3 separate regions of the Homo sapiens genome follow, and regions 2 and 3 are each linked to region 1. The links are chromatin loops, found by intact Hi-C in ENCODE. Cell type or tissue: PC-9. All regions are shown on one strand. Region 1 has its middle 69 kb from the start of DAPK1. Region 2 has its middle 120 kb from the start of DAPK1. Region 3 has its middle 160 kb from the start of DAPK1.

The links. Hi-C counts contacts between places; a loop is a spot of excess contacts. Peaks named below come from ENCODE experiments on the same cell type or tissue, not always from the same donor. Only the 100,000 strongest peaks of a DNase experiment are listed, where the experiment ranks them.
Region 2: it touches region 1 in a loop (5-fold over the local background); 3 of 110 quality-filtered maps call a loop at or near these places.
Region 3: a loop joins it to region 1, with 6 times the contacts of the local background. A loop is called at or near these places in 2 of 110 quality-filtered maps.

Annotation. Positions count from the first base shown.
Region 1 is chr9:87,425,247-87,433,246 of GRCh38, forward strand. No RefSeq gene overlaps it. Among named protein-coding and RNA genes, the nearest start is that of DAPK1, 69 kb to the right of the region's middle. In PC-9, no CTCF peak of the experiment used is centred here; DNase peaks (open chromatin) are centred at 2,755, 3,095 and 3,605; H3K4me3 peaks cover 1,375 bases; H3K27ac peaks cover 2,315 bases.
Region 2 is chr9:87,370,780-87,378,779 of GRCh38, forward strand. No RefSeq gene overlaps it. Among named protein-coding and RNA genes, the nearest start is that of DAPK1, 120 kb to the right of the region's middle. In PC-9, a CTCF peak has its summit at 3,281 (motif pointing right); DNase peaks (open chromatin) are centred at 1,882, 3,392, 3,722 and 5,082; H3K4me3 peaks cover 1,064 bases; H3K27ac peaks cover 4,394 bases.
Region 3 is chr9:87,333,560-87,341,559 of GRCh38, forward strand. No RefSeq gene overlaps it. Among named protein-coding and RNA genes, the nearest start is that of DAPK1, 160 kb to the right of the region's middle. RefSeq lists a silencer at 2,909-3,078. In PC-9, a CTCF peak has its summit at 3,497 (motif pointing right); DNase peaks (open chromatin) are centred at 3,562, 4,402 and 5,142; H3K4me3 peaks cover 1,365 bases; H3K27ac peaks cover 1,238 bases.

The DNA of each region.
Region 1 (8,000 bases):
TTAAACTTTTCCAAATGGGGTAAACATGAGATTTGCAAAGGAAGGAGGGGAGGGAGAGGAAGGGGTAGGGTTGACTTACAAAACAAGAAAGAAGGAAGTTTGAAACTGTTTCCAAATAAGGTAGTGAAATGAGAACTTTGAAGGCCAGGGTGATGAAAGGGGGAAGGAGGGAGACAGGAAGGGTGGATTTATGACCACATCACTTATGACCATAGAGTTGAGTTTTGAAGAGGAACTTATTTGTTCCAACAATAAGGTTCCTGGGTGGCATTGAACGTACAGTTGAGATTCATGATCATGAAACTAAAGCAAGAACTGGTTGGCCGGGTGCAGTGGCTCATGCCTGTAATCCCAGCACTTTGGGAGGCTGAGGTGGGTGGATCATGAGGTCAGGAGTTCAAGAACAGCCTGGCCAATATGCTGAAACCCCATCTCTACTAAAAATACAAAAATCAGCTGGGTATGGTGGCATGCACCTGTAATCCCAGCTACTCGGGAGGCCGAGGCAGGAGAATCACTTGAACCCGGGAGGCAGAGGTTGCAGTGAGCCAAGATTGCACCACTGCACTCCAGCCTGGGCAACAGAGTAAGACTCCATCTCAAAAAAATAATAATAATAATTTAAAAGAACCAGTCAACACAATTGTGTGCTATTGTCCAGCAATAATTATCTGCCCAAGTGAAGGAACAGAAGAGGCAGAGAATGGGATTTAATCAAGATTGCATGTTTGCTAGAGGAGTAAGCCATTGAAGAAAGGGCCTACAAAATTCATGGAATGTGCAAGAGGTGATTAGTATGAGGGACCATCTACTCTAACCTTAGTAAGGGAAATGAAAATGCAATAAAGTGCCTGATTGTGAAAATACACTAGGATCAAAGGATTAGAGGCCTTGTTGAGACTGAAGAATTTTTGGAGTGAAGACACTGGCATTAGAGATGTAGAGGATGGGAGGTGGTGGTCAGATATTGGGATACTGAAGTTGATTTTTAGTAATTACGCATTTAAGATGATGAATTGTTCATGTTATGGCCATGGTGATCAATAGTTTAGGTAGGATAAAAAAATATTTAAAGAGGTAGAGAAACTGAAACTCATATGCAAGATGGATCATCACGAGGTTGGGGAAATCTCAAAAAATTGAGTGGAGAGATGAGTTTTGAATAAGTGAGCCGTTAAATGCTTTGAAGGTGTGAAGACCATTTAATCTTCTTAAGAATTCTACATAAAATTCAAGAATTTGGCCAGACACGTCTGTAATCCTAGCACATTGGGAGACTGAGATCGGCATATCACCTGAGCCCAGGAGCTTGAGACCAGCCTGGGCAATATGATGAAACCCCGTCTCTACAAGAAAATACAAAAATTAACTGGGTGTGGTGACACATACATATGGTCCCTGCTACTCAGGGGGCCGAGGTGGGAGGATCACCTGAGCTGGGGGGATGTTGAGGCTGCAGTGAGCCACGATTGAGCCACTGCCCTCCAACCTGGGCAGTGAGAGAGGCCCTGACTCAAAAAAAAAAAAAAAAAAAAAAAAGAAATTCAGAAATTTTATCTCTACTTAAAGAAGAAGGTGTTTTGAATAATTGCCTGAAGTCATGCAAGGTAAGTGCTTCAGCTGGAGTTCGAACCTAAGTTTCTCTGACTCCAAAGCTTATTAAATTCTTTTTACTTTTTTTTTGAGACAGAGTCTTGCTCTGTCGCCCAGGCTGGAGTGCAGTGGCGCGATCTCGGCTCACTGCAAGCTCCACCTCCCGGGTTCACGCCATTCTTCTGCCTCAGCATCTCGAGTAGCTGGGAACACGGGCACCCACCACCACGCCTGGCTAATTTTTTGTATTTTTAGTAGAGACGGGATTTCACCATGTTAGCCAGGATGGTCTCGATCTCCTGACTTCGTGATCCGCCCGCCTCAGCCTCCCAAAGTGCTGGGATTACAGGCGTGAGCCACCGCGCCCAGCTTTAAATTCTTTCTCTGCCAGTATACATCTTCCATTTTTCATTGGTAAGACCAAGCAGAAGAGAGTTAAGGCATGATTCATGACACGCTCCAATAGTGAATTCTGAGCTCAGAAGAGAAAATAAATCTCAGCAAAAAAATATATATACATATTTATATAATATAAATATATATTATATATATATATAATAAAAATCCTGCTGAAATGCTTGGGGCAGGGGCAGGGCGGGGGTGGAATCAGACCCTAGAAATGTTTAATCTTGTGGATATCATTAATTTTTAGACACTATAGTAGAAATGTGAGTTAACTGCTCGGAGGGATAAATGAGGTTCTAGAAGTGAAAGTAAGTAATTGAGTCACAGAATCATAGAGCTGGAAGGGATCTTAGTAAATATTTCGTTCATTCATTTTCTGCTTAGAATACTGATACTCAAAAAAGTTAAGTGACTTGTGTAAATTCACAAAGCTAGGTGGTAATGTAAAGTCTAACCCAGGTAATGTAAGGACCACCAGCCCGTTCCATCACATAGACTGTGGTTTTTTCTTCCCACTCCAAAGGATTTTAAGTCTGAATTCTTGAGACTGTATTCCTTTCCTAGAAAGGGCATACTTCCCCAAAAGTTAAATGCACTGTGCTTGAGAGTCTTCTCCAAGGTGTATTTGGCATGACTGGTATTCATGTGGCCTCTTTATGCTCGATTTTTCTGATGGCTGGCCACCTCTTACATCCAGGAACAACCTACTTTGTAGAAACCATGACTGTAACCTGCTCTAAACCTGTGGTCAAATCTTGCCAGAGGCAACAGTCCTCTTCCTAATGGGATCTTTCCCATGACTCTGTTGAGGAACTGGAAAGTCCAGTTTCTGTGGTCAAGAGAGAAATCCTAATCATTGAGCACTAAAATGTGAGACCATAGAGGACCCTCACCGCTGATATTCGAAAGGCTGAAAATGCACTGTCTCAGCCTCCTCAGTGAAAGCAGACTCAGCAGATGAGTGTGTTCCTGTACCTTCCAGCTTTATGCTTTTCCTGTGGTTGACAGAAAGGAGCTGGAGTGGATTGGAGGAGAAGCTGAGATGGATTAGGAAACTACTTCCTTTTCTACAAGCTTACTTCAGGAATAGTCAATCAAGGCTCTTCAACGTGACTAAACATTGCGTTAAGCATCCTTTGGCTTGAAGACATCAGCTTTCTAAAATGAGGGCTATTAAGGCAAGTGGCTGTGTAGGGCCTCATGCATTATGAATTTGCTAGTCATGGATGAATACAAATTACCTTGCAATCAGGACACAGCTGGTAATTAGAAACAACTCTTCTTTTGATTCAATTAACCACCTGAAGAAATTAGGTTTTGATTTAGATTTGGGTTGGAATGCTGTAGTCCCCTTTAAAACAAGGAGAAAAATGGACAATTCTGAAGCGTAGAACATCTCTTCCAGATTTGCAACAGGGAAGTTCTCTCCATTATGGTTAAAAATCAATAAATTAAAAGAAAATGACCCACCATGTGTCATTGTTGTGAATAATTGCCATTGATCAGCTCAGGAGGGAGAATGGGGCAGAATAGCTTCCATTTCCGAAATCAGATCTTCCCCACAGTTGAGACAGCCTCCTGCTCTAACTGGTTTGACAAGAGGAGACTGACCTACGGTTGGGAAGCTGGCCAGTGATTACCCAGGGAGTAGGTAGCAGCTCAAAGGTGGAAACACAGAGGTCCTTATTTTCCAATCCACTGCACACTGCCTATAGCACACAACACCCACAGATGTGCAAAACGAAGGAGGAAATGTGTGACCTCTTCTGAACTGAATCTTGTTGTCCTCTCTGAGCTTAGGACTCTACTGAAATGCTAGATAGAAGCAGAATGTGTTCCCCCACCTCCACCCATGACAAGACAAGTGCTTTAATAAAATCTAAGAAATGTGGTCCACATCCCAGAAGAAAGGTGTTGCCTAGCAGCAGTGACCTTTAAAGAAAGGCCAGACAGACTTTTCCTAAAGGATTTTTAGGATATTGGGAGTCAAGTTTCCTGATGATTTATCTAAATATAGTACTGAGAATTTACCACCTGCATTATTGGAGGGAGCCTTTGAATACTCAGCCTCCAAAGATAAATATTAATAATAATGTCCAACACGTACTTGGTGCATTGTTTCACAAAGCATGGTACACATCCCTGTACAGATGCCACAGATGGTATGCAAAGTGATTTTAGGTACTATCTGATGAATATTTGTTATTTTATAGGTTATGTAATTGTTTTAAAATGTGTTTGAAAACGTAACCATTTCACCATTCATCAGATTGAATGAAGATAGACTGGGTGTGTGGGCTGAGGCAGGAGGATCACTTGAGCTCAGGAGTTCAAGGCTACAGTGAGCTATGATTGTACGATTGCAGCACTGCAATCTGGCCTGGGTGACAGAGCAAGACCCTGTCTCTCAAAGAAAATTTAAAAAATACAAAAAGAATAAACAGAGTTGATTAGGATGAAACTAAGTTTTAAGAAGTGATTTAAATAAACTCAGTTTTAATGTTTAACTAAAGAAGAGCCAGTTTTAAATATGGCTGACATTTTGCAAGGAATAATTTGGTGCTTGTTTTGTTCTAGGCACTTTGTACAGGATTGCAGTCTCTCCTTCATTCCTTGTTTTTCTGGAAACTCAGGCTAATCATATCTGTGAGTTGGTGAAATGGAACTTACTCGGGTTTTGTTTTTTTGTTTTTTTTGGTGTTTTTTTTGAGATGGAGTTTCACTCTTGTTGCCCAGGCTGGAGTGCAGTAGCGCAATCTCAGCTCACTGCAACCTCCACTTTCCAGGTTCAAGATATTCTCCTGCCTCAGCCTCCCAAGTAGCTGGAATTACAGGCATGTGCCACCATGCTCAGCTAATTTGTGTATTTTTAGTAGAGACAGGGTTTTGCCATGTTGACCAGGCTGGTCTCGAACTCCTGACCTCAGGTGATCCAACCACTTCGGCCTCCCAAAGTACTGGGATTATAGGCATGTGCCACGTGCCCGGCTAATTTTGTGTGTGTGTGTGTGTATATATATATATATATATATATACACAAAAATATATATATATATATATATATATATATATATATATATATATATATATATATACATATATTTTTTTTAGTAGAGACAGAGTTTCTCCATGTTGGTCAGGCTGGTCTCTAACTCTCGACCTCAGGTGATCCGCCCACCTTGGCTTCCCAAAGTGCTGGGATTACAGGCATGAGCCACCACGCCCGGCCTTGTTTTATTTTCTAAACACTTCACCCTTTGAATTAAATCCTCTTGGGATATGGAGTTTGCAGGATTACTGACAGACATATGAAATTCTCCTGCTTTAAACAGAAAGCTTTAGAATTATTTCAGGGTTGTGATAGATACCAATTCATGAAGACAGACAGTGTACATCTTTTCCCAACTCTGCATTCAGGGACAGTACATTGGTAGCTTGAAACTGGCCATCATGAGAGTATTTGCACCACAGATATTGGCAAATTCTATAAGTTAGGAACCAGTGGTGGTGGCATGGCCTGTAGTCCCAACTACTTGGGAGGCTGAGGTGGGAGAATCACTTGAGCCCAAAAGTTTGAGACCAGACTGGGCAACATAGCAATAATCCATCTCTTTAAAAAAAAAAAAGTGTTAAATTAGGGGTTGGTTTTTGCTTTTTCTGGAGAAAATATTTAACAACCCTGCTGTTAAGTATTTTACCAAATAAAGTTGTATTCAACCTGATCTTAAAGTCTACCTGCAACAGATTGCTAGGTCCCTACAGAACCAGAAACATCCACCTAACCATTAGCTATAAGTATGATAGCAGAAGAGTATTGCATGGGATAGGACCTTCATAAGGGGGCAGGATTTTAAAGTATCTCTTTATTTGTTTGTTTAAAATAATATTTATCCCTACCTTCCTTCCATTCATTCATTCATTCTTTTTAGTTCTTCAACTTTTCCTTCAAGCTCCAGGGTACATGTGCAGGATGTGCAGGTCTGTTACATAGGTAAACGTGTGCCATGGTGGTTTGCTGCACAGGTCATCCCATCACCTAGATGTTAAGCCCAGCATCCATTAGCTATTCTTCCTGATGCTCTCCCTCTCCTCACTCCATCCCCGAGAGGCCCCAGCGTGTGTTGTTCCCCACTATATGTCCGTGTGTCTTCTCATTCAGCTCCCACTTATAAGAGAGAACATGCGGTGTTTGGTTTTCTGTCAAAATATCTACTTTTGTTACATGGCTAAAAGTGAGCCATTGACTTTTTAAAGAGATGCCTGGCCAGTATATTTTTCAAATGCTACCAGAAAATCAATCTGTTCTCTACCCATTTATGCTACAAACCATTCTTAACACACTGTAACTAACTGAAATCTGATTCATAATAAACACCAGGCTAATATCAAAAGAGAAGAGAAGTGGAGATGTCACAAGAAGTCAATAAGCAAGCTAAAGATGGTGTGAAGGGGGAGGGGAATAATGTTGCTAGGCAACCATCCCTAGTAGTTAATTCACATGTGTAGATACGAGAGCCTTGTTTTCCTCAGCACCAGCTAGCCCCAGTGTTTCCCCACTACCTACTTTGATGTTTCTGTAACCTACCAGAAAGTATCTGTGGGGGTCCTTAAAGTCCAGGACCCAGGGGTCAGCCTGATTGGCTAACCCCTCTAGAGATTAGAACTTCAGAAGATGTGTAAGCATTCTGCTTCCCTTTTAGATTTATATTTGTGGCTTCCCACTTGACAAATACTACAATCTTGCATGCATAAGACTCATTACAGCAGGGCCGGCTAATTCCCCAGTGGACATTTCATCACTGATTTCGAGCACACACCATGGACTGATGGATTACACCTTCTGTGGCAAGGGTGATCAGATTGCATTGATTCCAAGCTGAGAAAGTCACAGTTCTCACTGGGCTTCACTATTGCAGGAAGTTGGCCACTGCACGGCCTCCACATTGTATGGCTCCAGGAAATATACTTTACATTGTTGTCTAGGCTAAAGATACACTGCACAGAAATTATCAATTCCCTCACAGATGAAGAAAGCAAGGGCCTTAGAGAAAGGTGACTTCAAGCTGTTTAACTCGCTAATAGCAGAACCAGGATTATACCTCAGGTCTCTGGGTCATAATCTTTCTAATACACTAAATTGCCTGCCATATGTTTTTATTTTATTTTATTTATGTATTCATTTATTTATTTTTGAGACAGAGTCTCACTGAAAATAGAAAAATTAGCCAGGCATGGTGGTGCATGCCTGTAATCCCAGCTACTCGGGATGCTGAGGCATGAGAATTGCTTGAATCCAGAAGGCGGAGTTTGCAGCGAGCCAAGATTGTGCCACTGCACAATTGTGCCTGGGCCACAGAACAAGACTCCATCTCAAAACAAAACAAAACAAAACAAAACAAAAAGGAAGAAGAAAATGGGCCAGGCACGTGACTCACACCTGTAGTCCCAACACTTTGGGAGGTCAGAGCAGGCAGATGGCTTGAGCCCAGGAGTTCAAGACCAGCTGGGGCTCAAGTCATCTGCCCACCATGTTTTACCATGTTTTTCTCTACAAAAAAACACAAAAATTAGCCAGACATGGCGGCATACACCTGCAGTCCAAGTTACTTGGGAGGCTGAGGTAGGAGGATTACCTGAGTCCAGGAGGTAGAGGCTGCAGTGAGCCATAGTCACACCACTGCACTCCGGCCTGGGCAACAGAGTGAGACCCTGTTGGAAGGAAGGAAGGAAGGAAGGAAGGAAGGAAGGAAGGAAGGAAGGAAGGAAGGAAGGAAGGAGGGAGAAGGCAAAGAAAGAGAAAGAAAGAAGGGGAAAGAAAGGAAGAAAGAAATGAAGGAAGGAAAGAAAGGAGGGGAGGGGAGGGGAAGGGAGGGGAGGAGGGGGAGGAGAGGGGAGGAGAGGGGGTCCACCCCAAGACTGAAGTCCCTCCCTGGATCCTTGGCTGTCCATTGCTGAGTCCTTCTCTAGAGGCCAGAGTTCCCTGCCCAGTTGGAGTCCTAGTT
Region 2 (8,000 bases), 54 kb before region 1:
TGGCGGAGGAAAAGGCTCCACACTGCTGGGTCATTCCCTTTAGCAGCATTTGCCGCATCTCTCCTGGGGACCAGGCACTGTGCCCTTGACTGGTGGCACAGATGAGTAGGAGTCAGTCCCTGCCTCAGGGAGGACACCACTAAGGGAGGGAATTTCTGGGAGACAACTGTACCCTCCGAGATCCAGTCACCTATTGTTGGTGTAAGGAAATGCAGTGTGAAGCTGCAGGCACCAACAGAAAAATCCGTCGTGGGTTTTGAGGGCATGTCTCCCTGGCATTTCTCCTGTTCTGAAAAGTCGGTACTCCATTCCCCAAGCCGTATGCTTTCTTCTTTGACCCTGTCTCTCTCTTTCTCTTTCACACTTACATGCACACACACACACAAGCATACCCCACCATCCAAAAGAGTCATAAACAACTAGCTCTGATAAAAGAGGAGATCTCCAAAAGTAGCACGGGAAGGTTTGTGGGGGAACAGACAAGGGAAGAATCAGTTATTGGAGGAGAGAAGGGACAGAGAATTTTCTGGAATGGGGACAATTGAATACACTTTTTTCTTTTTCAGATGGAGTTTCGCTCCTGTTGCCCAGGCTGGAGTGCAAAGGCACAATCTCAGCTCACTGCAACCTCCGCCTCCCAGGTTCAAGGGATTCTCCTGCCTCAGCCTCCCGAATAGCTGGAATTATAGGCACCCACCACCACGCCTGGGTAATTTTGTATTTTTAGTAGAGACAGGGTTTCACTGCATTGGCCAGGCTGGTCTCGAACTCCTGACCTCAGGTGATCCACCCATCTCAGCCTCCCAAAGTGCTGGGATTACAGGCATGAGCCACAGCACCAGCAAGTACACTTTTTAAAAGAATGAAATTTACTAAGTAAGTTGGAGGAGGAGAGTTGGGAGAGCAAGGAACGGAGAGGAAGCTATGTGGTCAAAGGCTCCATGGTGTGGAAAGGCCTAGAGCATCCTGCAGGACGGAAGCCTTCAGGTGGCAGGGAATGGCTGGCAAAGAGCTGGGAGGTGGGGTGGGCTCTGGGTGGCCTCAGGCCTCACGGGCTTATGAGGCCTGGGGCTTCTTCATCCCAGGAGGAATGAGGTGCTGGAAAGTGCCCTCCTGAGCTTTTGAAAGCCGGTTACATGGAGAACAGTGTGTCACATAGGGAGTGACAGAAAGTAAGAAAATCAATTAAAATTTACTGCAGGGCAGGGTGTGGTGGCCCATGCCTGTAATCCCAGCCCTTTGGGATGCCAAGGCAGGCAGATTACTTAAACCCAGGAGTTTTGAGACAAGCCTGGCAACATGGCAAAAACCCATCTCTACTAAAAATACAAAAATTGGCAGGGCTTGGTGGCGTGTGCCTGCAATCCCAGGGAGACTGAGGTGGGAGGCTCGCTTGAGCCCGGAAGGCAGAGGTTGAAGTGAGCTGAGATCACGCCACTGCACTCCAGCTTGGGCAACAAACCCAGACCATGTATCAAAATAAAAAAATAAAATAAAGTTACTGTAGTAGCCCAGGCAAAAGACATTGATGGCTTTTCACATTCCAGAATATTTCTGGCATGAGAATTTTATAAGCGCATGGAATTAGAACTCACATACTGATGTTCATACACTAACAGAATTAGATTATCTACATGGATTCCCTCTCATTCCTTCCAACCCCACCTCCCACAGAGAAAATGTTTTGTTTACTGTAGCTTTAAATTGTTCAGAAATTTTACATCTTTACTTTTCACAACACCTAGCAGGGATGCGGGCAGAGAGAAAGTGGTTAATAGATAACGTCGCCCTTAGAGAAAGGCAACACTGGATAAAATATAACTACGTGACCTGCTCTTGCTCCCTGTACGTGCAAATGGCGCAGTCCCCTCAAGCGCTGTTAATGAAATCAGGGAGTGGCACAAGGGCCGTAACCTCCAGGCGGGGAAGGGACCCAACCCACTGAGTGCATTCCCGAGAGACAGAGCCTCCTCTGCTGGGTCCCCATAGCTGGAAATAAAAAGAGATAAAACCAAGCATGAATAATGAGCCTGTCATTCAGGTGTTAGCCTCCACTTTGAAAATTCACTGAAACTATTTCCAAGATAAGAACTGAAAGCCTGAGCTGAGTGCCTCCTCTGCCTTGAACAACTGCGAGGGAATCTAGAGCGGGGGTCCCCTTCCATGAAAGATTACAATTACTCCCACACCTGTGTTTTGCAGGTGGTTTTCAAGAGGGCAGCAAGTGAAAAAATACAATGGGTGAGATGATATGTAAATATAAAATATTAACAAATACACCTAACACAGTATTTGACTTTAACAATTAGGAAAGGCTTTCCTTTACCAACAGCCAACACATACATATATGATACGTGTTAAGATAACACGGCATTGGCCAGGCACAGTGTCTCACACCTATAACCCCAACACTCTGGGAGGCTGAAGTAGGTAGATCACTTGAGGCCAGGAGTTCGAGATCAGCCTGGCCATCATGGTGAAGCCCATCTCTATTAAAAATACAAAAATTAGGCAGGGTGCGGTGGTTCACGCCTGTAATCCCAGCACTTTGGGAGGCTGAGGTGGGCAGATTACCTGAGGCCAGGAGTTCGAGACCAGCGTGGCCAACGTGGTGAGACCCTGTCTCTACTAAAAATGCAAAAATTAGTCGGGTGCGGTGGCACAGCCCTGTAGTCCCAGCTACTTGGGAGGCTGAGGCAGGAAAATCACTTGAACCCGGGAGATGGAGGTTGCAGTGAGCTGAGATTGTCCCACTGTACTCTAGCCTGGGTGACAGAGCTAGACTCCATCTCAGAGTAACTAACTAACTAACTAAATAAATAAATAAAAATAAAAATACAAAAATAAGCCAGGCATGGTGACGCATACCTGTAGTCGCAGCTACTCAGGAGGCTGAGGCAGGAGAATCTCTTGAACCTAGGAGGTGGAGGCTACAGTGAGCTGAGATCGCATCTCTGCATTATAGCCTGGGCAACAAAGCGAGACTCCATCTCAAAAACAAATATATAAACAAATAACATGACATCTTATTTTCTGGGTTCTTCTCACTTCCTTCTCTACTTTGTCTCTGAGTCCATTTTTACATCTCTGAAAATCATTCCGAGGCACTGAGCGATTGTCTGAGGATGTCTGCTACTGTTTTTCACAGCCATCTGCCATCTTTGCTGGCTCTTCATGTTTTCCCTGGACTCTTTTTACCTTGTCTTAGAACTCATCTGAGCCTCAGGGTCTACTTGAGATAGAAACGAGGTGTCTTAGGACAAGCTCTACCCAAGGAAGGAATTCAGGCCACAAGGAGGCTCTGAATGTCCCAGCCTGCTCATCCCTGGGTGAACACAGCTCTGGCTATGATTCAGAGCTCTCCTGAAAGTGTAACCACCCAAGGGGTTCACCTTGCCTGCTGCTTAGACAGAGCTGATTCATCAAGACAGAGGAACTGCAATAGAGAAAGAGTAATTCACGCAGAGCCGACTGTGCGGGAGACCAGAGTTTTATTATTACTCAAATCAGTCTCCCCGAGCTTTCGGGGAGCAGAGTCTTTAAGGATAACTTGGTGGGTGGGGGGAAGCCAGTGAGCCAGGAGTGCTGATTAGTCAGGGATGAAATCGCAGGGAGTCAGAGCTGTCTTCTTGCATTGAGTCAGTTCCTGGTTGGGGGCCACAAGATCAGATGAGCCAGTTTATTGATCTGGGTGGAGCCAGCTGATCCCTCAAGTGCAAGGTCTGCAAAATATCTCAAGCTCTGATCTTAGGAGCAACTTAGGGAGGGTCAGAATCTTGTAGCCTCCAGCTGCATGACTCCTAAACCATAATTTCTAATCACGTGGCTAACGTTAGTCCTACAAAGGCAGTCTAGTACCCAGACAAGGAGGAGGTCTGCTTTGGGAAAGGGCTGTTACCGTCTTTGTTCAAACTATAAAGTAAGTTTCTCCCAAAGTTAGTTCAGCCTATGCCCAGGAATGAACAAGGACAGCTTGGAGGTTAGAAGCAAGATGGAGTCAGTTAAGTTAGATCTCTTTCACTGTCTCAGTCATAAATTTGCAAAAGCAGTTTCAAAAGCTGTGCTTGTCAGTTGGCCTCACATCTGCATGTCTACTTCAGTGGCTACAAAATTTCTAGAGCTTAGCACCTTTCTCCACTTTTGTTGGACACCTGGCTCATCCCACAAGTACTTCTGCAAATATAATTTTTATTTAAGTTGTTTACTTTCCTCAGAAACTAGAGCATCATTGAGGGAGCAAATGTCTGTAAAACATTTAGGGAGCAAATGTCTCAATCCCGAGGCTGAAGCATGAAAGCCTGACACTGCTCCAAAGTACGAGCTTGCTCTCATGACAACTTTAGGTTCAAGATCAACAGTTGGTGATATTTAGGGAAGGCCTTGCTTTGTTTTGGTGTGTAGTTAAGCATCACTCCTGTTGAAGAGTTTTACACACACACACAGACACACACACACACTAGAGAAATACAGAGAGTAGAAGGTAGATACGCAGGTATGCAGAGTATGTGGAGATACAGCATCAAGGTCAGAAACATCACTGGGGTCCAAACTCAAATGGCTTCACAGCCTTCCAAGGAACATTAATGTGTAAATGTGGTTGGGGGTGGGGGGGTGCGGGAAAGAGGACAATAGGGAAAGATAAGAGCTGCACGGGAGAAGAGAGTGCCCAAAGTCTTCAAATTTCAATGATTTTTAATTCATACTTTGAGACATATCTGCAGGCAGCAGAGGCTTGAAGATCACAGCCTGAGACATCCTGATTCTGTCATGCTGCCAGAACATTGCCTCCTCTACTGCTGTTGTTGGCACTAAACCTTACTGCCCAGACTGCCATCCAATTAGTAATAGGATTCATCAACACTTTTGAATTAAGTGAGGGGGGAGGTACAGAAAGATGTCATTCATTCATGCCCACCATCATAGGAGATGCAACCTTCATAAAATAAATCCATGCCCTCAACCAGCTAGGGAACAATGTGGGGACGTAGGGTTTGTAAATAAGGGCCGGATTACAAAGCAGTGCAGGATCAGTGTAAACAAGCCTGGCATGGAAAAATACCCATCATGGGGTGTGAGAGTATGATGGATTCTTTCCAGATGTGGTCAACTAGAAAAACATTACGAAAATATTTGGGGCCGGGCACAGTGGCTCACACTTATAATCCCAACACTGTGGAATGCTGAGGCAGGAGGATTGCTTGAGCCCAAGAATTCATGACTAGCCCAGGCAACACAGAGAGACCCCGTCTGATAAAAGAAACTATCCGAGCATGGTGGTACACAGCTGTAGTCCCAGCTACTTGGGAGGCTGAGGAAGGAGGATCACTTAAGCCTAGGAGTTCAAGGTTGCAGTGAGTTCTAATCATGCCATTGTACTGCAGCCTCAGCAACAGAGTAAGCCCCTGCCAACCCCCACCCCCAAAATTGGGATTTTTTACTGTGCTTGAAAAAATAAGTCGGATTTTAGAGAGAGAGTAGTGTAAGGTCAGTCTTCTCATTTATTGCAAAAACTATTATTTCAGACATTAAAATTACAAATGGACATTCACGCTGCCTCCACAGACCAACTGAGCTTATCTATGGAGCTTGATAAAGATGACAAAAAGAGTTAATGAAAAAGGTTTCTGAAGTCTGGAATGAAATCTAGAGGTGGGTTCTAGGAGCACAGATGACCCAGATTAAAGAAAACAGACAAAGCTGTGTAGACAGCTCTTCCCTATCACTGTGAAATCTGCCAGAGAGCCCAGACACCACTCCTGATCTCCCAGCTACAACAGCAGTACCAACAGCTTGGATAACTCATCCCAAGGAGAGTCTAAACTATCCAGAAAGTATAGATCTGTCAAAATATTTGTGTAAGCTTGGCAATTTTGAGCTGCTTATTAATAGGTTTTTTTCCAACTCAATTTTCAGTGCAAAGTTCCATAATTAACCTTCCAACAACACTTCATTTTGGTTGGAGTTAAAAATCTTCACAAAATAAATAGAATTCCTGGTATAGCTACGATCTGAGGGCCTTTAAATGATTCGCATGCAACATCCTGCCTTCATCATTGTAATTGTGAGGGTTCTTGGATTACAAGCAACCAAAACCAGATCAAACTAATTTAAGTAAAAATAGATTCTATTGGCTCATAGAATGGGAAGCAAGTCTCCAGAAACAGATCTTATGAGGGAGTAAGAGCTAAATGTTAGTCTCTCTGGGGTAATACCCTTGAATGAATGAGCACTAATTGCTTTTAATCTCGGCCTAACACTCAACTTCCACAGGGAGAGTGTGACTGAACTTGGGTCACGTGTTTACCTCATGGTAGGTAAATGGGAAATGCCTTGGACACCAGTCCCCATCAGCATTATCCCCAATAGAAGTTTTGTTTTCCAAAGGGAAATTGAGGTGCAATTTTGCAGGGAGAGAGGATGGATCATTGACACTCAAAAACAATGGAGCACCATGTGTAATTGCAGCATCACTGGAATTACGATGCCCATATTACCTTTGGAAGATGGTAAGATTTTTGAGTGTTTTATCAATTGTAGTAATGCTGTGTTTAAATGCTGCCTAGACATCATCCAGCTCTGTGACCATTACCCTGAGCTAACTTATAGTATTGTAGGCTATAAGGACAGTAACACAACATGGAGTCACTATCTTCAGAATAAGATGATGCTTTTAAACATTAGCGAACCTCCCTAGCCTTCAAAAGATCATTTGGGTGAATTTCAAGGAGTAGGCAAGGAAAAGAAAAATATTAACAATATGCTTTTTCTGGTATTTTTGACATGAAGTTTGAGGGAAATTAGCATCTCTTGAAAACTTCTCTTCATGACTTTTCAGATTTCTGTTGATTTTAGACTCATGTCACCCATCAGTTGTCTTTAGCTTAATCTGCTGTCACCAGGAGCACTAGTATGATATGTTGTTCTTTTGATTAAAAAGGAGATCTTTATATTTAAGTATAAAATTTTGGAAAATCTTTTAAAGACAGAATGATCTCCCTAGCAGAGTGGCGATTCCCTTTCTCCAGAAAGTTGTCAACTAAAGACAACCACTGGTAAGAGGACAGCAGTCGTGTGTTGTGTCATGAGTGGCCAGATCATGTAACCTTCATGTCCATTTCAATAATAAGATTCTGTAGTTCTAAATCTGATTAATGCCAACGTGGAATCTCAAAACACAGCCTGACAGTCAAAGAAAAGGACTTACATTTCAGAGGGTATCATCAATTTTGCCTGAAAATAGCTTAAATCATTTTAAAAATCAACCTGATGAGGCTGATAAGTTGGATTTATTTATGAAAAATCATAAATAATAGAAAGTATGATGTGTTTGTTCTGCAAGACAGGGTGTTGTTTTTAGCCAGCGTATTAGGGTTCTCTAGAGGGACAAAACTAATGGAACCCAAATATATATAAAGGGGAGTATATTAAGTATTAACTCACATGATCTCAGGGTCCCACAATAGGCTGTCTGCAGGCTGAGGAGCAAGGAAAGCCAGCCTGAGTTCCAAAACTGAAGAACCTGGAGTCTGATGTTCAAGGGCAGGAAGCATCCAGCACAGAAGAAAGATGTAGGCTGGGAGACTAGGCCAGTCTCTCTTTTCACATTTTTCTGCCTGCTTATATTCTAGCTGCGCTGGCAGCTGATTAGATTGTGCCCACCCAGATTAAGGGTGGGTCTGCCTTCCCCAGCCCACTGACTCAAATGTTAAACTCCTTTGGCAACACCCTCACAGACATACCCAGGATCAATACTTTGTATCTTTCAATCCAATCAAGTTGACACTCAGTATTAGCCATTACAGCCGCTCTTCTCCAGCAGTTGAAGCAAGTGATTCTAACCAAAACAAGAATTTTCAAATAGAAAATGACTTAATTGTTAATGATATTTCTAAGTTCTTTATTTATAGTTTGAAGTCATAGAACAGCATGATAGCATATTGAAGTATTATCAATTGCACTAAAACAGACATTATCCAAGACCAGCAAAAGTGGATTGGGAA
Region 3 (8,000 bases), 92 kb before region 1:
CCTTGGAACTCCAATCTTTCCTTTATGCCCCAGGACCTGTCCTCCGCTAAGAGTCACAGCACTCTCAAGTGAGGCTGCAGGACTAGGAGGAGGTGATGTTGGGGTGCCCTGCCCTGGGGGAGGCACAGCCCCACACCGAAGCACACCCATGCTCCCCTCCTTCACCCAGATCCCTGCTGCTTCACCTGCTACACCCACCACTCTTCAGAGGTCCTATTGCTATCTGACATTGTCTTGGGTATTTACCCATTCTAGTTTTTATTGCCTGTCCCCTCTCATGCCCCGTGGAAATGGCGATTGCTTGTCTATTTGTTGTCAGGTATCTCCAACGCATCATGTGGCACATAGTAGATGTTCAATTAGTATAGTCATCCTTTGCTTAAAGATGGTGATACATTCCAAGAAGTGTGTTGCAAGGCAATTTCATCATTGTGTGAACGTCATAGCATGTACTTATGCAAACCTAGATGGCACGGCCTACCACACACCTAGGTTATATGGTACAGTTTATTCCTTCTAGGCTACAAACCTGTACTGCAGGTGACTATGCAGAATACTGTAGGAAACTATAACACGATGGAAGGTATTCATGTATCTAAACATATCTAAGCATAGGAAGGGTATAGTAAAAAATGTGGCATGAAAGATTTTTAAAAAGTGGTACACCTGTATAAGGCAGGCCTGCCTATGAAAACCTTGTGGGACCACCATCATATATTCAGTCCATCATCAACCGAAATGTCCTTAAGGGGCACATGACTGTATATGTTTAATCAATTACTATTTATTCCTCCTTTGTGGTGGATTTTCTTTCAGGAATTCAATGGTTTTATCCTACAGACCATCAGGGGCTCTCTATGCCTATATAGTCTTCCCAGTCTAGTGTAAACCAAGGGAAGTGTCAGGGAATCTTAGTGTCCCTTGACATGCTGGGGCTCCCAGGGCACTCCATGAATAAATAGAAAGCGGTTGTGTCCAGGATATGCAGAGGACTCTGGGGAAAGTATGAATCATCAGGCCCTGATAGTTTGAAAGTGACCTTTCACACCCTGCCAAGACACTGCATTACCGAAGAAGAGGTAATTGATGGCACAAAGCAATAGATGGTGCCCGATAGAATGGATTACAAGAGGATAGACCATAAACCTCAGCCATGATGCCTAACAAGGAATGTTCTCAGAACTCTGTAGGCCCAATCTCAGAACAAGTGAATTAGAATATCTAAATCAAAGGCTAAAATGCGCTTAGAAAATGCTTGCCAAGTGAAATGACATGATTCACTTCGGGTTAAGAACTATTGGCCTAGGCCGGGCATGGTGGCTCACGCCTGTAATCTCAGCACTTTGGGAGGCCAAGGCGGGTGGATCACTTGAGGTCAAGAGTTCGAGACCAGCCTGGCCCGCATGGTGAAACCCCATCTTTACTTAAAATACAAAATTTAGCCAGGTATAGTGGCACATGCCTGTAATCCCAGCTACTTGGGAGGTTGAGGCAGGAGATTGCTTGAACCCTGGAGGTGGAAGTTGCAAAAAAAAAAAAAAAAAGGAAAAAAACTACTGACCTAAAGAAATAAAAATTCCTTTTTGATTAGAAGGGGCTAATATTGTTTTGGTGTAGGTACTGGATTGGCAAGAAGGCTGTCCTGCATAAATTCATGTCTTTACAATAGGCTCCTATTAAAATGCACCAGCTTCTCCCAGTCTCCTTGCCTTTATCTTCTAAGGAGGTTATAATGCAAAACCAAACATCAACCAATCTTAGTTTGGTCAAGTCAGGAAAGAAACAGCAGGAGAGAAATAATACAGAGGCTGCATTATTTGCTTTCCAAGTTATTATCCAAACTATGAAATATTTGCATTTTGGGGACTAATAAAAATAACATAATAAAATGAAGATAATATCTTTAATGCTATCATCTTCCAATAGCTTTGTTATTGAGAAATACTGGTGTGTTTTTCTATTTGCATTTCCAAGTATATACTCACTCAATCTGCCAGAAGCATCCATTTGCCTCTAAGAGGATTTAGAATAATTACATCAGGAATGCACAAAAGGAGTTGATTTTTCTGCTTTGACTACACAAATTGTATTTTTGTGTCTCTAGAAATAGGATCGTTTTGACAATTCTGAAGAATCTAAGTGAAGCTTGGCAATACTGATTCTGCTGCTTTGCTGTAAGTCATAGGATAGAAAGAATGCAAGATGTGCCGGGCATGGTGGCTCATGCCTGTAATCCCAGCAATTTGGGAGGCCAAGGCAGGCAGATCATGAGGTCAGGAGTTCAAGACCAGCCTGGCCAATATGGTGAAACCCCGTATCTACTAAAAATATAAAAATTAGCTGGGCGTGGTGGCGCACACATGTAATCTCAGCTTCTCAGGAGGGTGAGGCAGAAGAATCACTTGAACCCAGGAGGCTGAGGTTGCAGTGAGCCAAGACTGTGCCACTGCACTCCAGCCTGGGCAACAGAGCGAGACTCCATCTCAAAAAAAAAAAAGAAAGAAAGAATGCAAGATGTGATGAAAGGAAAACTTCTGATATACAGAAAGGAGAAGAACCTTCCTCTTCTAGCCCAGATGGAACATGGGAGGGAAGAGAGAAAAACAGAGTGAAGAGGTTGGTTGCCAATGTCTTTGATATCTATCCCTTTCTGCGACCTTAGGGTAAACTTGGAAACTCCCAAGCCTGTCTTTGGGAAGTGGGTCTTTGGTATACCCTCACATCCAACATGGCAGGACTAGCAATGGTGAATAAGATATCTACGTAGACATCCTGAGAAAATGTTACTGGTGCCCCAGAGCCTATGCATGGTCTGCAGAAGATCCACAAACGTGTCCTCAAAGGTTCTGAGATTAGCTGTGCTGACCAAAGATCACAAAGCTATGGGGTCTGTGGAACATGGGGACTCATGACCCCTACCTGACATGCAGCCAGAAGGGACCAGCTGCACACAACAAGCTCCATGCAGAGACCCATAGAAGGCCCAGCCCATCTGCAACTAGCAGATGAAGGACTGGTGCTCAGGGACACAGTATCTCCTCCCACCACCCCAAGGTTATGTCACTTCTTTCATGCAGCCAGATGCCATCTAGCGGGGTGAGGAAAACAGCAAGAAATCTGAAATACTGAGATAGTTGAGAAACAGGCTCTCTCTCTCTCTCCTGGGTTTTTCTCCACCCCCAGCACATGAAAGAATTGTAAGGAAATTTAGATGATTGATAATAAACTATAAAATATAAAATCTGGATTATCATTATATATTTTATGGTGATGGGTAGATTTCCATACTCGCCACAATTACTAGCCTTTCCTAAATTAGGACATTTTCTGGAATGTTCTTCTAATAAAAACTAAGTCATTATCATTATACTTAGATTTTATAACCAAGAATTCCAAAGTCATATTACCAGTCTACTACGCTTTCCCAATGAATCCATCCTGTAAGTCTAATTTCTAAATACACTTGTTGTCCACAAGGTGGCCCTAGAAGCAATAGAATACAGTTCACCTCCAGAGCAGCCCGACCGCTAAAAGGACTCAATCCTTTTTGTTTTCCCATTTATGAGCAATTAACGGAGTGAGAACAGAAAAAAAAAGAGCACAATTAAACATTGTACTAATAAACTGATAACGCGTCTTCAGTGTTTGTTTTTACCAAACAGAGCAGAACTATGAATCATGCGGCCGCGGAACTGCACACCTTGGCTGTGTATGGCACCGAGGCACCTTGCGTTACCTCCGAGGATGTCTGCCAATTTTTTAAACATGCAAAACCATAGTGTCAGTAAAAGAAAAGTTCCCAGAAGACTCGCAATTGTGCAAATGGGGGGGGAAAAAAAACAAACAGGCATCAGCCATCACAAAATTCCAGATTGCCAGATTCCTTGATTGTGGCTTTTAAGCAAAACACAGCCAGCTGCCTGTATTTAACGTTAATTGTTAAGCTCCAAGTCTCAGCCAATCATTTTACTTCTGAGCTGGCGCTGTAACAGCAACACAAATATGAAACTCTCTCCCTGACCCAGTTTAGTGTGGGGGGGAGGGGGGAAGGAGACAATGAATAATTAATTCTGGGATTTGGTCAGCTTTCCTGTGAAGAACACATCGCTAGCTTCCTAAAGCAAAACAACATCTGTGCCTGAAAACTTCTCTTGCGTCTTCAAGATGAGCTGATGGTGTGTTTATAAACCCCGTAAAAATCCACCTCTTATCTCTTCTCCCCACCAAAGAGCCATGTTCGCACTTTAAGGAGTGAGTCTTCTGTTTATGATTGGCTAGAGGGGTGGCCACCTTTCTCATGTGGTCCTCTGCTGAGAACTCACTCGGCTGATGATTTCCCTGTTCTTGACCCTTTGTGTGATTTGAAGGTTTCTCGCTCCTCCCAGATTGCTAACAGCGCCAAGTATCTAGTCTCCTATTTTTCCTCGGGGGATGGATACCTTAGCCTCCTTTCTCGGTCTGGAATGCAAAGAACGCAGCTTCATTTGAGTGAATGGAGAATTCTTTGTAGGCAGAAACGATCTCTCACTCCTCTCTCATATTCCTGTTCAATCTTTCTATCTCATAAACCATAAACGACAGGCAGATGTCTAAAAAAGCATCTGGTTTTTAGAATCCCCCCAGTCACCGGACCTGGGGGGAGGTGTCCTCCTCCAGAGCACACCGAGCAATCTCCCGCAACCAATCTGACTTTTTGAGTCTGGCTTTGAGGTCTTGTTGCCAGAAAAGGGAGTCCTGAATCCAGACCCCAAGAGGGTTCTTGGATCTCACGCAGGAAACAATGTAAGGCGGGTCGCAGAGTGCAGTGAGAAGAGAGAGTTGATTGAAAGATACGCAGTTACAGAGTAGGGATCCTCAGAAAGCAAGAGGAGGAACGCTTCATCTTTGTTTTGTTTTTCTTACATGGGGGTCTTTTCTATGCAAAAGATAAGCTATGTCTCTGTGCAGGTGGGCTGACAGCATGGCAAAATTGCTTATTTTTTGCTGACTCAAAGAAAACTCTCCTAGTCATATAGTGTGTAAATACATCAAATCATACGTGTAATTACCTTAGAAGCATGCATTGTTATGGATATTGGGACATCTGGACATTCCATTGTCATAGGAGTGTGTCCTTGCAGGTATCATCAAGCTGTTTTCTGAACTGTAAACATCTTAGGGCTGTGGGTTGTGACCAGCAAGGAATGTGCCTTATTAGTGTCAAGATGGAGCTGAACTTCAAATGACGTGACTCTGACTCTCCTATGCTCTTGTTTCCCTAACAGTCTGACAAGGTTAACCTTCAAGGACTGCATCAGGAATTGGTCACAGTGCTTAGCAACAGGTTCTCTTCACTCTTGTCATTTACATATAGACGACAGCTAATATTCAAATCCGTGTAGGCAAACCCACAGTTGATTAAATTAAATCTCTTCTCTAGCTTGATTTGCATAACTTGAAATAATCAGAATAGAGAGTGAATGCATAATTGAAAAGAGAAAATACGTACTGCAGCTATTTGAAACTAGATGTCGTTGAATTAAGCTTGTAAATTCTGATAGTACTGAATGTACAACTGTTCTAGGCTAACTTTACATTTGAAATGTTAAGAAATGTGAGTTGTGAACTGGAAAGTTAATTAACAAACAAAATCTTAGAATATTGCACTTTGTTATGGCAGCCCTAGAAATAAACAAAATTTAAGAGAAAAAAGAAATTTTTTGACTAACAATAACAACATTTTAAGTTGTTTTTTTTTTTTTTTTTTTGAGACGGAGTTTTGCCCAGGCTAGAGAGCAGTGGCGCAATCTCCACTCACTGCAACCTCCGCCTTCCGGTTTCAAGCAAGTCTCCTGCCTCAGCCTCCAAAGTCACTGGGATTACAGGCACCCGCCACCACGCCCAGCTAATTTTTTTGTATTTTTAGTAGAGACCAGGTTTCACCATGTTGGTCAGGCTGGTCTCAAACTGCTGACCTTGTGATCCACCCACCTGGGTCTCCCAAAGTGCTGGGATTACAGGCATGAGCCACCATGCCCGGCCCCAACATTTTAAATTTTTTAAGAGAAAAACTGTCGAGCAAATGACCTGAATAGTTTGCTGGCACTATTTTACAAGAAAACAGAAGCAGTTCCTGCATACCATGTTCTATTCTAACTCTTGCAAGGAAAAGAATTTAGCCAGTGTTTCCTTTATTTTAGAGCAAAATCTACTCACTGTAAGATCTTCCCCATTACTGCACCCAGACTCCCAGTTCTCTTTCTTTATGGCCCATATAGGACCCTCACACCTCCACCCACTACCCGCATTGCCTTTATGAAAAAGCAGACCCTGATCTGGCTGGGCTCAGTGGCTCACGCCTGTAATCCCAGCACTTTGGAAGGCCAAGGCAGCCAGATCAGGAGGCCAAGAGAGCGAGACTACCCTGGCCAACATGGTGAAACCTCCACTAAAAATACAAAAATTAGCCGGGCATGGTGGCTCAAGCCTGTAGTCCAAGCTCCTCGGGAGGCTGAGGCAGGAGAATCGCTTGAACCCAGGAGGCAGAGGTTGCAGTGAGCCGAGATTGTGCCACTGCCTGCCAGCCTAGTGACAGAGCAAGATTCCATCTCAAAAAAAAAAAAAAAGCAAAGCCTGAAGAAACAAAAATCCACCATGCACCGCAAAGACAGAGAGACCCTGCTGCTAAGCAATGTCACTTTGTAGACCAGGCACAAGCAGTCCTTCATTTTGTTAATTTCACCTTGCCTTGCTGTTCCCATCACCTGGGGTATCAAAAAGAGAAAGGAAAAAAGCAAGTGGGCGTGGCAACAATAACTTGGATCCCTAGAGTATACACCTCCCACCCCCTCACCCCCAATACTTCCCATTTAATTCTCAAAAGCAGAGGCAGCACCAGGCCTAGGCCATGCACCCCGGCTCTAGCAAAAGCAGAAAGCACTACAGATGAGGTCAATCTGAGAGGCAGTCTTCATCCCGGCCTCAGGCATGGTTATAAAATGTTTGCAATTTGGAAAACGTGGATCACTGATGTGTAGCAAGGGCAATAAATGCTTTTCTCCCACAGTTGTTGTGGAGCTCCATTCTCCCAGCCAACCCTGAGCAGACTTGCTCCTTCCCTAGGATGACAGTATTCTTTCGTCACAGAATGTCTATAAGAATGAATGTGCAGAGTACATTTTTTAAGGTAAATGCCCTAAATGTGTGGTTGAAATCAACATTTTCAAGCTGTCAAAAATAAGAGATAAGTTGTTCAAGTTTAAGAGTAAACAAGGATTTATAACAACATTAGTGAGAACTTCCTTTCTATTGCCTTACATTAAGTCAAACAGTGATCATTTTATTCAATATCCACCTCACTTAAGGAGATAGGAATGATTGCTCCTTCTTTTTTACAGATGAGAAAACTGAGACTTCATCAGGTGAAGCAACTTGTCCAAGGACATGCCACTAGAAAGAAGTGACCTATGATTCAAGCCCAGGCAATCTATTACAGAAAGCCCCACTCTTCACTGCCCCACTGTGCTGTCTTCCAAAGAGCATGAATAACTAGACTGGATATTTACAGACTGTTTTTCTTTAACAGGCAAGATGGACAAAACTGTTCAGAAGTGGTTGTTTGTGCCTATCTAAAGGACTTCCTGCCCTAGCAACATTTGGTCCACATCCCTAAGCTCTTCTTTGCTTTGACTCAATTTATCTTCCAAAGCCGAAGTCACAACAGGATGATCTTCCTTCAGAGAACCCCCAGAAAGTTGTGTTTTCATCAGCCAGAAATTCCAGAGAACTTGGGGGGAAAATCCCGAGGATTTCAGAACAAACTAAGCAGCTAAAGCAGAGATTCCGGGAGACCTTTCTGACAAACAAGCGTGAGGTGTTTGCTTCTCTGCCCTGTGTTGCTTGAAGAGAATGCTGTGCCTGGCTCTTTTAACTCTAAGAACCAAGGACTCAATAAGTTGATGTGAGTGAGGGAGGCCATTGCAGGACACCAGAGAACAGCCATACTCATGAAGAGAGAGAAA